Regions from separate parts of the Homo sapiens genome. Here all the other regions are linked to region 1. A link is a contact called in ENCODE Hi-C or POLR2A ChIA-PET data. All regions are on one chromosome and are shown on one strand. Each heading gives the region's core, a stretch centred on a gene start or an enhancer-like site at or near the end of the contact. The rest is flanking DNA. Distances are from core to core; before and after follow the strand shown.

What was found. A loop is a pair of places that touch in the nucleus more often than their neighbours do. ChIA-PET counts read pairs that join two places held with the same protein, here RNA polymerase II (POLR2A). Pooled maps may share reads with other maps.
Region 2: a loop to region 1 is called in a map of IMR-90, with 2.2 times the contacts of the local background. The contact joins two enhancer-like sites. A Hi-C loop is called at or near these places in 3 of 168 maps with a recorded cell type or tissue (IMR-90, endothelial cell of umbilical vein and heart right ventricle) and 2 of 50 pooled maps. POLR2A ChIA-PET finds 5 or more read pairs at or near these places in 2 of 52 experiments (AG04449 and Caco-2).
Region 3: a loop to region 1 is called in a map of Calu3, with 2.6 times the contacts of the local background. The contact joins two enhancer-like sites. A Hi-C loop is called at or near these places in 2 of 168 maps with a recorded cell type or tissue (Calu3 and transverse colon). POLR2A ChIA-PET finds 5 or more read pairs at or near these places in 3 of 52 experiments (BJ, CD8-positive, alpha-beta T cell and H1).

The regions. Positions count from the first base shown.
Region 1 is chr10:126,971,308-126,974,804 of GRCh38, forward strand. The region is part of intron 2 of DOCK1 (dedicator of cytokinesis 1); the gene reads left to right. Among named protein-coding and RNA genes, the nearest start is that of DOCK1-AS1, 53 kb to the right of the region's middle. Within about 2 kb of position 1,869, at least 4 of the 41 ENCODE cell types and tissues checked have a DNase peak (open chromatin) inside an H3K27ac peak, as active enhancers do.
Region 2 is chr10:126,930,104-126,933,600 of GRCh38, forward strand. The region is part of intron 1 of DOCK1 (dedicator of cytokinesis 1); the gene reads left to right. Among named protein-coding and RNA genes, the nearest start is that of DOCK1, 26 kb to the left of the region's middle. Within about 2 kb of position 1,639, at least 3 of the 41 ENCODE cell types and tissues checked have a DNase peak (open chromatin) inside an H3K27ac peak, as active enhancers do.
Region 3 is chr10:127,011,700-127,015,196 of GRCh38, forward strand. It overlaps DOCK1 (dedicator of cytokinesis 1), which reads left to right. Exons shown (of 52, transcript NM_001290223.2): 12 at 533-675. It overlaps DOCK1-AS1 (DOCK1 antisense RNA 1), which reads right to left. Exons shown (of 5, transcript NR_188215.1): 4 at 3,311-3,464; 5 at 1,799-2,018. Among named protein-coding and RNA genes, the nearest start is that of DOCK1-AS1, 13 kb to the right of the region's middle. Within about 2 kb of position 1,777, at least 11 of the 41 ENCODE cell types and tissues checked have a DNase peak (open chromatin) inside an H3K27ac peak, as active enhancers do.

The sequences.
Region 1 (3,497 bases), core at 619-3,118:
CTCCCAAAGTACTGGGATTACAGGTGTGGTCCACTCTGCCTGGCCAAGTGTGTATAAATCTTGATTGTTAACAGTTGACCACTTGATAAAAAATAGGTTTAAGATAGTTTACTTCGTTGTTTTGAGACAGGGTCTTGCTCCATCGTGCAGGTTGGAGTGCAGTGGCACAATCAGAGCTCACCGCAGGCAGCCTCCCCATCTTGGGCTCAAGCAGTCTTGCCACCTCAGGCTCCCAAGTAGCTGGGACTACAGGTGCATGCTGCCACACTCAGCTAATTATTTATATTTTTTGTAGAGACAGGATTTCACCATGTTGCCCAGGCTGGTCCTGAACTCCTGAGCTCAAGTGATTTGCCTGCCTCAGCCTCTCAGAATGCTGGAATTACAGGCGTGAGCCACTGTGCCTAGCCTGCTTCATTGTTTTGATGTGTTTGATGTGAACTAAGATTTCTTCTTTTAATGTCCTCACTTAGATTTGTTAGCAGTATATGTCTCAGAGGAACCCCAATTTTCATCCTTTCCTTTTTTTTTAAACCTGTAATCCCCATTTTCTTGGGATGAACAGAGATTTATCATAGTTATATGGGATGCCGTCCAATGAAGCAATATTTTTTTTTGTTTTTTTTGAGACGGAGTTTTGCTCTTGTTGCCCAGGCTGGAGTGCAATGGCGCGATTTTGGCCCACCACAGCCTCTGCCTCCCAGGTTCAAGCGATTCTCCTGCCTCAGCCTCCTGAGTAGCTGGGATTACAGGCATGTGTCACTGTACCCACCTAATTTTGTATTTTTAGTAGTGACGGGGTTTCTCCTTGTTGGTCAGGCTGGTCTTGAACTCCCAACCTCAGGTGATTTGCCCGCCTCGGCCTCCCAAAGTGCTAGGATTACAGGCATGAGCCACCGTGCCCGTCCTGAAGCAATTGTTATAATTATCCAATAAATAAACTATTGGTGACAGTGGTTTTCCAATGTCCTTGGCTTTTCAGACAATTTGTTTTTATATTTTGTGTTTGCAAATAATTTGAGCATGCCATATTTCATTTTATGCTGTGGTTATTGTTGCACAGAAGGGAAGAAATGATGGGCTTGATTTTTTAAAGACTGTTCAGATCTGGAGGTTTTGGTGAGATTGTGTTTTCTTATTGTTGTCGGCTTAATTTCCTGCTTGAAAGGGTGGTTCCCATATAGCATATGAATAAAAAGGATAATTTCAGTAGAAAAACTGCTTTTTCACAGAGGTTTTTTAGCAAAACCCTTCCACATGGGAGGTTGGGGGTGAGAGGGGAAATTGAAGACATCCCGTAGTAATCAGCAAATTGAACTTCCAACTTGAAATCCACTTTACAAGGAATGAAGTATGCCCAGCTTCCTGCTCGAGGCAAACTGTGACCAGCTCCTGGTAGACTCCTCTGAGAAACACAGACCTACTAACAGATCCATGTTCATGGCCCTTATTTCCCCATCTGATGCATGCTGTACCTTCCCTAAAAAAGTCCTGTCTGAAAAAAAAAATCGACTTTAGTGGCCTCTGCGTGGAAGCCAGTGCAGCTCTGCAAAAACCAGCCCCAGTCCTTAAGCGGATGAGTAGTTGTGATGGGGTCTTCTGCTTGTTTTCCGTGTTTACAGCTGACAGCTGTGTTCCCTTATCTCCTCTCAGTATATACTGCATGTGTCTGAGAGGAGACAGAGAGAAATTAAGTAGAGGTTAAGGATCAAACCGCTCATCTCAGACACTTTTCTGATTTGAAGGGAAATGCTCTTGTATCTTGTTTTACTTTTGCTGCCGGTCAGTTGAAGTTGAAATCCTGGTTAATAAACACTGGGCAATGATGTCATTCCTGAATAGTTAATGATTTCCTGTGGCCCCTGGGCCTGTGGAGACTGCATTTTTGTTCTTTGCTTCATAAGAGGAATGCGTGTGTGGTGGTGGTTTTTTTTTTTTTGAGATGGAGGCTCGCTCTGTCGCCCGGGCTGGAGTATGGTGGTGCAATTTCAGCTCACTGCAACCTCTGCCTCCTGGGTTCAAGGGATTCTCCTGCCTCAGCATCCTGAGTACCTGGGATTGCAGGTGCCCACCACCATGCCCAGCTGAGGAATGTGTTTTTTAAACAGTGGACTCCTCGGGCATGTCAGTGGTCCTTGTAATACGTGTAACTTCAAAAATATCTGATTGCAGGCATTTGACTTTTTGGCTGACATCATGATAAGAGATCTACAGTGAACATTAATTTTCTGGGCTAGTCATTCTTTCTAGATTCTGATGAAAATATTTCAGTCTTTGTAAAGACTCTTTAGCATAAAATGAATTTCCGTTCCTTGACAACTAACTTTTTGGTTTTAATCTGAATCTAATCAGAGAAATGCATTTGGAGAAGTATTAATAGTTTTGACTTTGGGGAGTGTGGTGACTTTTTGTCATTAAATAAAAAGAGAATAATGTACTTCCATTTGTTTTCCAATATCTTCCTCTTGTTTTATCTAAATTTCATGGCTTGTATTAGAGTCTGGCATTTTCTTTTTCTTTCCTTGGCTCTCCTTTTCCTCTAAGATGACTTTTTGGTTTAGCAAGTTTGATTTTCTTTTTTTCTATGATCCTTTCCAGGATATTACAGAGCTTGCTCCAGAGGCTATAATTTCTAGATGATAAATCTTTATTTTAGGGTTCAAAGACTAAATTTACCTTCAAGTTGTGGTTAATTTCTCTTTCTTGAGCTCACGAAGGCTTACAGCATAGAACAAAGAAAATGAGCTTTCTAGCTCATGGTGGAAGTGGAAAGAGCTTTGAGAGCTCATTCGTGCAGACCCCTGCCTTTAAACAATGTCCTACCTCCAGATAGGAGAGGTGAGGCCAGGCCCCAGTGTTGATTGAGTGACTCTTGTCTGGTCAAGGGCGTGCCAATCCTGCTGTCGACTCGTTTCCATAGGGTCCCCAGGGCTTCCATAGCGTCCCCAGGGTGAGATGCTGCACCAGAGGCAAGCTGCAGGCATTGCCCAAAGTTGAGGAAATTGTCCTTTTGATTCAGCCACATTCAAACTTAATTTATTCAACTCTTTAAAAGGGATAGTGATGCATTTTCTTCTAAAATGACTAGACCGCCATTTTCCTGTGCTGGACTGTGTCCTCCCCGAGTTTGGGACCTGTGTCTTGCCTGTATTTGCCTGTTCCCTGGGTGGATGTCTCTTTTTTTGGAGCAGGTTGGTTGACTACGTGGAGGCCACTTGCAAGCCGTGCCAGGGAGAAGTTAATTCTGTAACAGCTGTGAATCTTTCTCCTTCCAGCCTCATCCCCTCTTTGCTGTGCCCCAGAGCAGCCAGGTAATCGTTCCGTTCTGTTCTCTTACTCTCCGGTGCAAAACCTCTGCCGGGACATCCTCTCTCCTTCATGCCGAACTCTGTCATGCAGCAGGGTTTGTGGTGTGACCCCTACTTGTCTTAGGGCACTTCCAGTTTCTGAGCTCATGGAGGACAGAGATTGGGTCTAATCTCTTTCTGTATTTGTGG
Region 2 (3,497 bases), core at 389-2,888, 41 kb before region 1:
TTATCCACACTGTGGCATGGATTGCTGCTTCATTCCTTTCTGTGGTGGAATAGCATTCTGCTGTATGAGTAGACCACGATTTGTTTGTCCGTTCCCCTTGTGATGGACTTGTGGGTTCTTTCCACCTTTTGGCTCTTGTGACTGGTGCTGCTGGGAACATTCATGTCCACATGTGTGTTTGAGCAGGTGCTCAGTTCTCTTGGGTATGGACCTCGGAGTGGAATTGCGGGGTCACGTGGCACTTCTGTGTTTCATTTAGTTGCACGATTCTTGGACACAGCAGCAAAGGCTGGCTGAACTTCCTCTGGCCCAGGCCTGCACTACGTGCTTCACTTCTTACCTCCCTGAGCCTTCCCCGTGACCATCGGGGTGGGGAACAGGTGCCCTTCCCGGGTGGGTTGGCATGGGCGCCGGTGGTCCTCTTGGCCGCTTTGCTGTTCTGTCTCCTTAGAGGGGATGCAGCGCCTCCTCCTGCATTTCCAGGGCTGGCCCTCTCCAGCCTTGTGAGACTGGAGATTCTGATTCTGTGGTTGAAGGCCTTGCATGGGCAAGGCCTGGCCTGGGGTCACTGGCCTCGTGCACAGGAGTCCAGGCCAAGGCAAGGTTTTGCCAAGGTTGGCATCTAAGACATGTAGAGACAAAGCTGCCTGTGCTGCCCCGATTGCATTAGCCATGGCAGAGAAGTGTGGACATCAGCACAAGGACTCGGGGCCCAGTCCCTGGTTTTCTCTAGGTGAGTACCCCCTACTGGGTTTTTGGCTATTTGGACATCAGGTGGTTTCTGACAGTTTTGAGATGCTTGACCTGAGGACATGAAAGGGGAGCTGATAGAGGACGGACTCCCTGTCTCTTCATCAGATCCTGCAAGGGCCCATCTCCCCTGCCCATGGGCAGTGCCAGCATCAGATTCCCTGCGTCGAGGATGGGGGCCCCAGGAAGCCAGTTTATTTTGGAGTTGGGAATTCTCTTGGGCTAGTTGCTGCACGCCCACCGAGCCAGGTCTCTGACCCAGGAGGGATGGAGTATCTCGGAAATAAGATCTGGGCAGTATAATCCCAGAGGATGGTGGGTGGGAGAGACAACAGTGTGTTTTCACTGCAAGCCTCTCATGAGCTTAGACTTGGAGAGACATGGATAGAAGCCAGGGGGAGAAGTCCAGACGGGATACTTTCACTTTCTATAAAATTAAAATGAATACCATTCCAGGCTGTCCTGGAGGAGCATTTGCACGCTGTGCAGCTGTGAGGTTTGGAGGGGTGAAGACACCAGGATGCATGGCTGATCCTTCTCTGTGTGGAAGTCTGTCTTGGAGCAGTGGGTGGTACCTGGTCTGGTGGCACCGGGGGAAGCGAGGCCCAGAAGTGCAGGTTCAGGAGCCCGAGCTGAGCTGAGCACAGGGAACACAACAGTGTGTTTTTGCTGGAAGCCTCTCATGGGCTCAGACTTGGAGAGGCATGGATAGAATCCAAAGACAGAAGCCCCCACTGGGGTTGGGGTGGGGCCTCATCTGTTGAATGGGGTGGTCGACTTTCCAGGAGTTTTCCAGCTCCACATTCCCATGTATTTCAGGGAAGCCATTCTGAAGCGGGAGGTGGTACAGCACAGAGTTTATGCAGTCAGGCTCTGGCGGACGGCCTTCCTGTCACTTCCAGGAACCAATGTGTCTTCATCTATCGACTGAGGATATGCGTGGCCCCTGCTCTCCCTGGGCTTCGGGAGGATGCAGAGTCACTGGAAAGTGCTTAATCTTGTGCCTGGTACAGAGTACCTGGCATTATTATTAGCCCAGCCAGCTCAAACTCAATCTCCCCTTCCAGAGGTTACTTAGAAAGGTAACAAAGAATTGTCAGGTAGTAGAAAGGCATTAAGTCTTTTGTTAGCAAGATGGAATAAAAGTGGGCCACTGAGACAGTTCATAGAATATTGATGGAGACGCTGATGACTCCTGAGATGCTACGTATTGGATGTGTGGATTCTGGAAGGTTGAGGATAGTCAAAGCTGAACTCCAGAATCAGTATTCAGAGTGCTTGATTATCTGAGCCCACAGGCCTAGCATTGAAGGAACCTCCTGCAGGCTAAATGTGAAGTTTAAAATTAGGGACTTGGATCAGCTGATGACTGCAAAATAGCAGAGAAGGGCCTTCAAAGCCATGCTGGGGCGGGGTGTGTTGGCATGCGCCTAGTCTCAGCTATGCCGAAGGCTGAGGCAGGACGATTATGAGTTCAAGCCCAGCCTGAGCAAAATAGTAAGACCCGTGTCTCCAAAAAACAGAACAAACAAAAATCCTGTCCTCCCGGGAAGACCTAGAGATTGCTTTTGACTAAACCCAATCAACAGGCTGATAGGATTTCTCGAAAAGTAAAATTAGCACCATTCCAGGCTGAACTGGAGGAGCATTGGAACACTGCAGCTGTGAGGTTTGGAGAGGCGGAGACACCAGGATATGTGGCCGTGTGGGACTCTGTCTTGGAGCAGCGGGTGGGACCTGGTCTGGTGGCACCAGGGGAAACAAGGCCCAGCAGTGCAGGTTCCAGAGCCCCTGTTGAGCTGAGCTTAGGAGGCCCTTTGTGGTAGGTAAGGGGTGGACCGTCGCTGAAGTACCACGGCCCTCACTGGTAGAGGTGGGCGCACTGGGCCACTGGCTGATGCACAGGGCACAGGCGACTGCAGAATATCTCCAAGTCCCTCTCCGCTTGACATTTGGTTCAATTACTGCCAGACTTGGGGGAACTTTCCCTCACCGCAGGTGCCCAGAGTTCAGATCAGGCCAAGAACTGGGCCCAGTGTCACCGTCAGCTCCTGGCCAACTCCTCCCCTCCTGCTCTGGGGTCTCTCGTATATGTGTCCTTCAGTCCTTTTTCCATAGGTTGGCCTGGATATATGTGGAGGAGTCTGAGGCATTTTTGAGCTTGTGGAGGAGGACTGGGAGGACCTTGGCTTTGGATGTCTGGACAAGCAGAAGGCCCAGGGCCAGGGCCTTGATGTGGGGACCTTCCTCTGGGAGGCTGCCAATGTGGCAGGGCTTCCCACAATCAGGACAGATTCTGTGGAGGTGTTGAGATTTGCAGCTCTTGTGGGTGCGTTGAGGTGAAAGTACAACTTTATTTTAGGGGAAACAAATGTTTCTGATCAAAATGGTTAATGTTTGTGCTGTGTAGTAGATGCCTACAGCGGCAGCCTCTCCCAGTGGACACCTTTCGTTGGGTGAAGCTGTTACTGTAAGTGCCAAGATGAGAAATGATACTGTCTGTCCTTAAGGATTTAACTTTTGCCACTGTCAGAGGGGTAAGGAAGAAGCCAGCCTGGGCCCTTCGGTGTCCTCTAGAGCTGGGTTGCCTCCTGCCTGTAAAAGTTAAACAATGTAAGAATGCACAAGGATTCTGTAGAGCTCCCTGTACTTCCTGGGTTTTGCATGTGGCATTTGCTGAGGGTTCCCTGTCCTGCCTGCTGGCCTAGGGAGGGGGTAAAAAGATGGAGGAAGCAGGACATTGATTT
Region 3 (3,497 bases), core at 527-3,026, 40 kb after region 1:
CACATGTAGTCACTTGAGGGACTATTGTGTACGTAGTCCAGGAGGGTAGAGTAGAAAGCCTTTGCAAGCAGTTAGGTTCCAGGGATTTTTTTTTTTTTAAATCTTGATTTTGCTTTTCCCTTTAGATCAACCTGCCCCTTGACCTATGCTATGTTCAGAATTAATTGAAATTGGAGGAATGGCCATAAACATTCTTTGGGATTAAATGCCTTTCAACCATGTGGCTTTCAGACAAGCTCCTTTTTTTAAACACAAGAGTCTGATGGAGATGCAGTGGAGGCCTGGTGCACGTTTATTCCTGGGGAGAGGGTTGCCCTCATTTGCTCTGTTCCCTCTCGTGGTTCAGCATTTTCCTGATCAATGCTTTTCCCTGTTTCTCTTGTCACCTCTCCCATCCTTTGTCGTGCGTTGACTCATGATGCCTCCCTCTCGCACTCGGTGACGATGATCTCTTATGTTCCCTTGTTACCGTGGCCCATGGGTCTCTGTGCCCCTTTGTCTCCTGTGGTCTTGGTCGTCCCGTGCCCTCCAGGCTCGCGTTGGACGACGCCATTCGACACAAGCCGCTGAACATGTCATCCCGTTTTTCACCCAGGGTGGCAGGGGAGAATGACTTCCTTCAGACTGTTATAAACAAAGTCATCGCTGCCAAAGAAGTCAACCACAAGGGGCAGGGTACGTATTTTCCTATTTTGTTTCTATCAGCGTGTATTTGCATGCGTTGGGGCAGTGCTGTCTGGGTTGGTTTTAGTTTGATGTTGATCATGATGGTGGTGATAATGATGGGGATGACAGTGATCGTGGTGGAGAATGTGTGTGACAGTTGCCCCTGTGTACAGTGCATGATGGTTTTCTTGCCCGTCACCTTTGTGAACATTGCTGAGAGCCCACTCCTGGATGGAGAGTGGGGTCAGATTAGAAGTTTAGAGGAACATGCAGGCGGTAGGCGTAACTCCCTCTGCCCGTGTTGTGTGCTAATCTTTGCCTGTTCTGGGTCTTCCCTGCTGGTCTCCCTAAGAAGGTGATTTCATTTGTGCAGACTTGCTCCCCTGAGTTCTGTCATTTAAGTGATTTCTCCGCCCCTACACTCCGCCTCACACTCACTGTTTTTAATCCTGCACTGACACGTTTCTGAGCAGCTGACCTGCTGCTGGCAGAAGGAATGAATCAGTCACCTCGGGCTGGTGACAGTTGGCACTTGGCTGGCCAGGAGGGCTGCCAGGAAACAACTGTGACTGAGGCCCCGCCTCCAGCCCAAGGGGAAGTCACCTTCAGAACTTGACCGTCTCACTCCCTGATCCATGCAGACTGCCCGTAAACGCGGTAGAGCTTAGGTGAACAGACCTGCTTCATCGTCCAGCTACCTTATGTCACTAGACTTTTAAAAAACAATTATCTTGATTCATTTCCACTGTTCTAAAGGAGAATGTGAATTGAGCCTGAAGAATGTTTTAGAGAATGAGCCTTCCTAGGGATCTGCAGGGACCTCCAGCTTTCTTCTGGTGTGAACTACCCCCCTTTCTGGCAAACAGTAGCAGGACAAAAACCCCAACCCAGAACGTTAATGAGATGTGGCCTCTGCAGACAGAGCGATTTTCAGCTGACCCAGGACCCATCTTCTCCTAAATTAACAGCCCTCCCAATTTACACTTTAATTGAAAACCACGGGGAGGTCCAATTAGGGCTGTTTAGATTGGAGTCACTCTCAGGCTGGGAGTGCCAGTGCAAAGGTTGCCAGCCGATCCTTCAGTGCTTCGAGCTGGGACTGCCCTCGGATCTCCAGTTTCTTTTGCAGTCATCGGAGTTTTGATAAACTTTTATTAGAGTCATTCAGGGAAAGTGGAGTTTGGTGTCAGGCCAGCAGGAAATCACTGGGAAAGAGGACCAGAAGCCTGCCTCTGCCAGGCTCACTGGTGTGTGGCCAGGATCTTTGAAGCCGGCGAACCTTGGGCTCATGTCCGGGGGTCCAGTTCCTTGAACTTCTGGGAGGAGTGGGCATTTTCAAGTCACAGTGAAAACTGAGGGAGAAGAACAGTGATAGTTTTGTCAAGGGGATCACAGGTGACTTCCTGAATCAGAATGGCCTTAGGCAACATGACTAGTGCTTGTTTTCCTTGAACCTGAATTTTCTCCAGGGCACAATGGTGGGTGGAATTCAGGTCAGAGGTGAGTGATGTGGCCAGTGAGGGCAGCCACACAGATCGGCCGCCGGGACTGCAGGGCGCTGCCCACCGGCGCTCATTTTATCACCAGCAGCCCAGGCTTAACCTGATCCTTGCTTGTCTGTCAAGTGACTGTTAGCGGCCCCAGGAGTGGAAGGGACATGGAGGAGATACTCATCTTCAGAGAGAACCACTGGGTTTTTTCACACCTCTGTCCACATGCGCCTCCTGTCTCTTGAGCTCACCACTTGGCCTTGGCCAGTTTTTGGTTTATGCCAACATGTTTCCTCTTCACAAGAGACAAAAATCCTGAATATTTAATCCAAATTATTCTGATCCCTGAACCCAGAGGTGTGGGACATTTTATGTGGACAGTGAATTCATGAAGACTCCAGACATCTGGTTCTGTTGTTTGAGATAGAATGTATGCTAATCCTCTTTGTTTTTAGTTATTCTGCTTAAGCAAATGTCAACCCCAAATGCACTTTTTTCTCCTGTGAGAAAAGCATTTAAAACACAGCATAATCAGGAACATTTAATTTCCATTTTTAAAGCGTGTGGTAATAAATTTAATGTGTCACTAGTGCATTAGTTTATGTATTAAGATATTTGCGCAGGCCGGCGTTTCTGAGAAAGGTGTTTGAAACACAGGATTTCTAATATTAAGTGTTAAGTGTTCCATCCTCATGTCTCAACCTTTGACCTCTGTAGATAATGACCTCACCACATCCTGCAATCCTTCAAAGAGCATCTTTCTGTAAGATATATTTTGTGGACATTCATTCTCCAGGGAGGCTTTTGGACTCAAACTCCTGAGATTTGAGAAACTCTTAGCTGCATCCTGGTGTCCCAGGGAAGACCAGCTCCCTGTGAGCCACGGTGCCAGTTCCTCAGGCTCTTCTGTCAGGGTCTGGGCTTTGGTTTGCTCTCCCGGAGGCCAGGGCTGGGGGTTAGGGTGAGGAAGTGCCTGGCCCTTTGCCCATCTGTCTGCTTACCTATTCTGCAGGTCTGGAGCTGCTGTTAGCTCAGGGTGCTTTTGTGTGAATTAGAAAAAGGGGCCTCATCAACCAGGTGAGTAGGGAGATGCAGCCAGCGCCAGGACCTGTGGCTCTGTGAGCGAGTAGAGGCAGGGTTTAGCTCCCACTTGCCTTTTGTGGTCACTTGTCTAGTGAAATGCACATTCTGGGCAGTGGTACATGTGCTCCTGTCTGGGTGCCATCCCCGATACCTCTTTGGGGACCGCTTTCTATTGGTGGTTCTTCCTTCTTCAAACTCTCCCTCCCATGATCTGGAATTTCATATCTTAAAAAGAAAGGAAAAAGAAAAAAAATATTT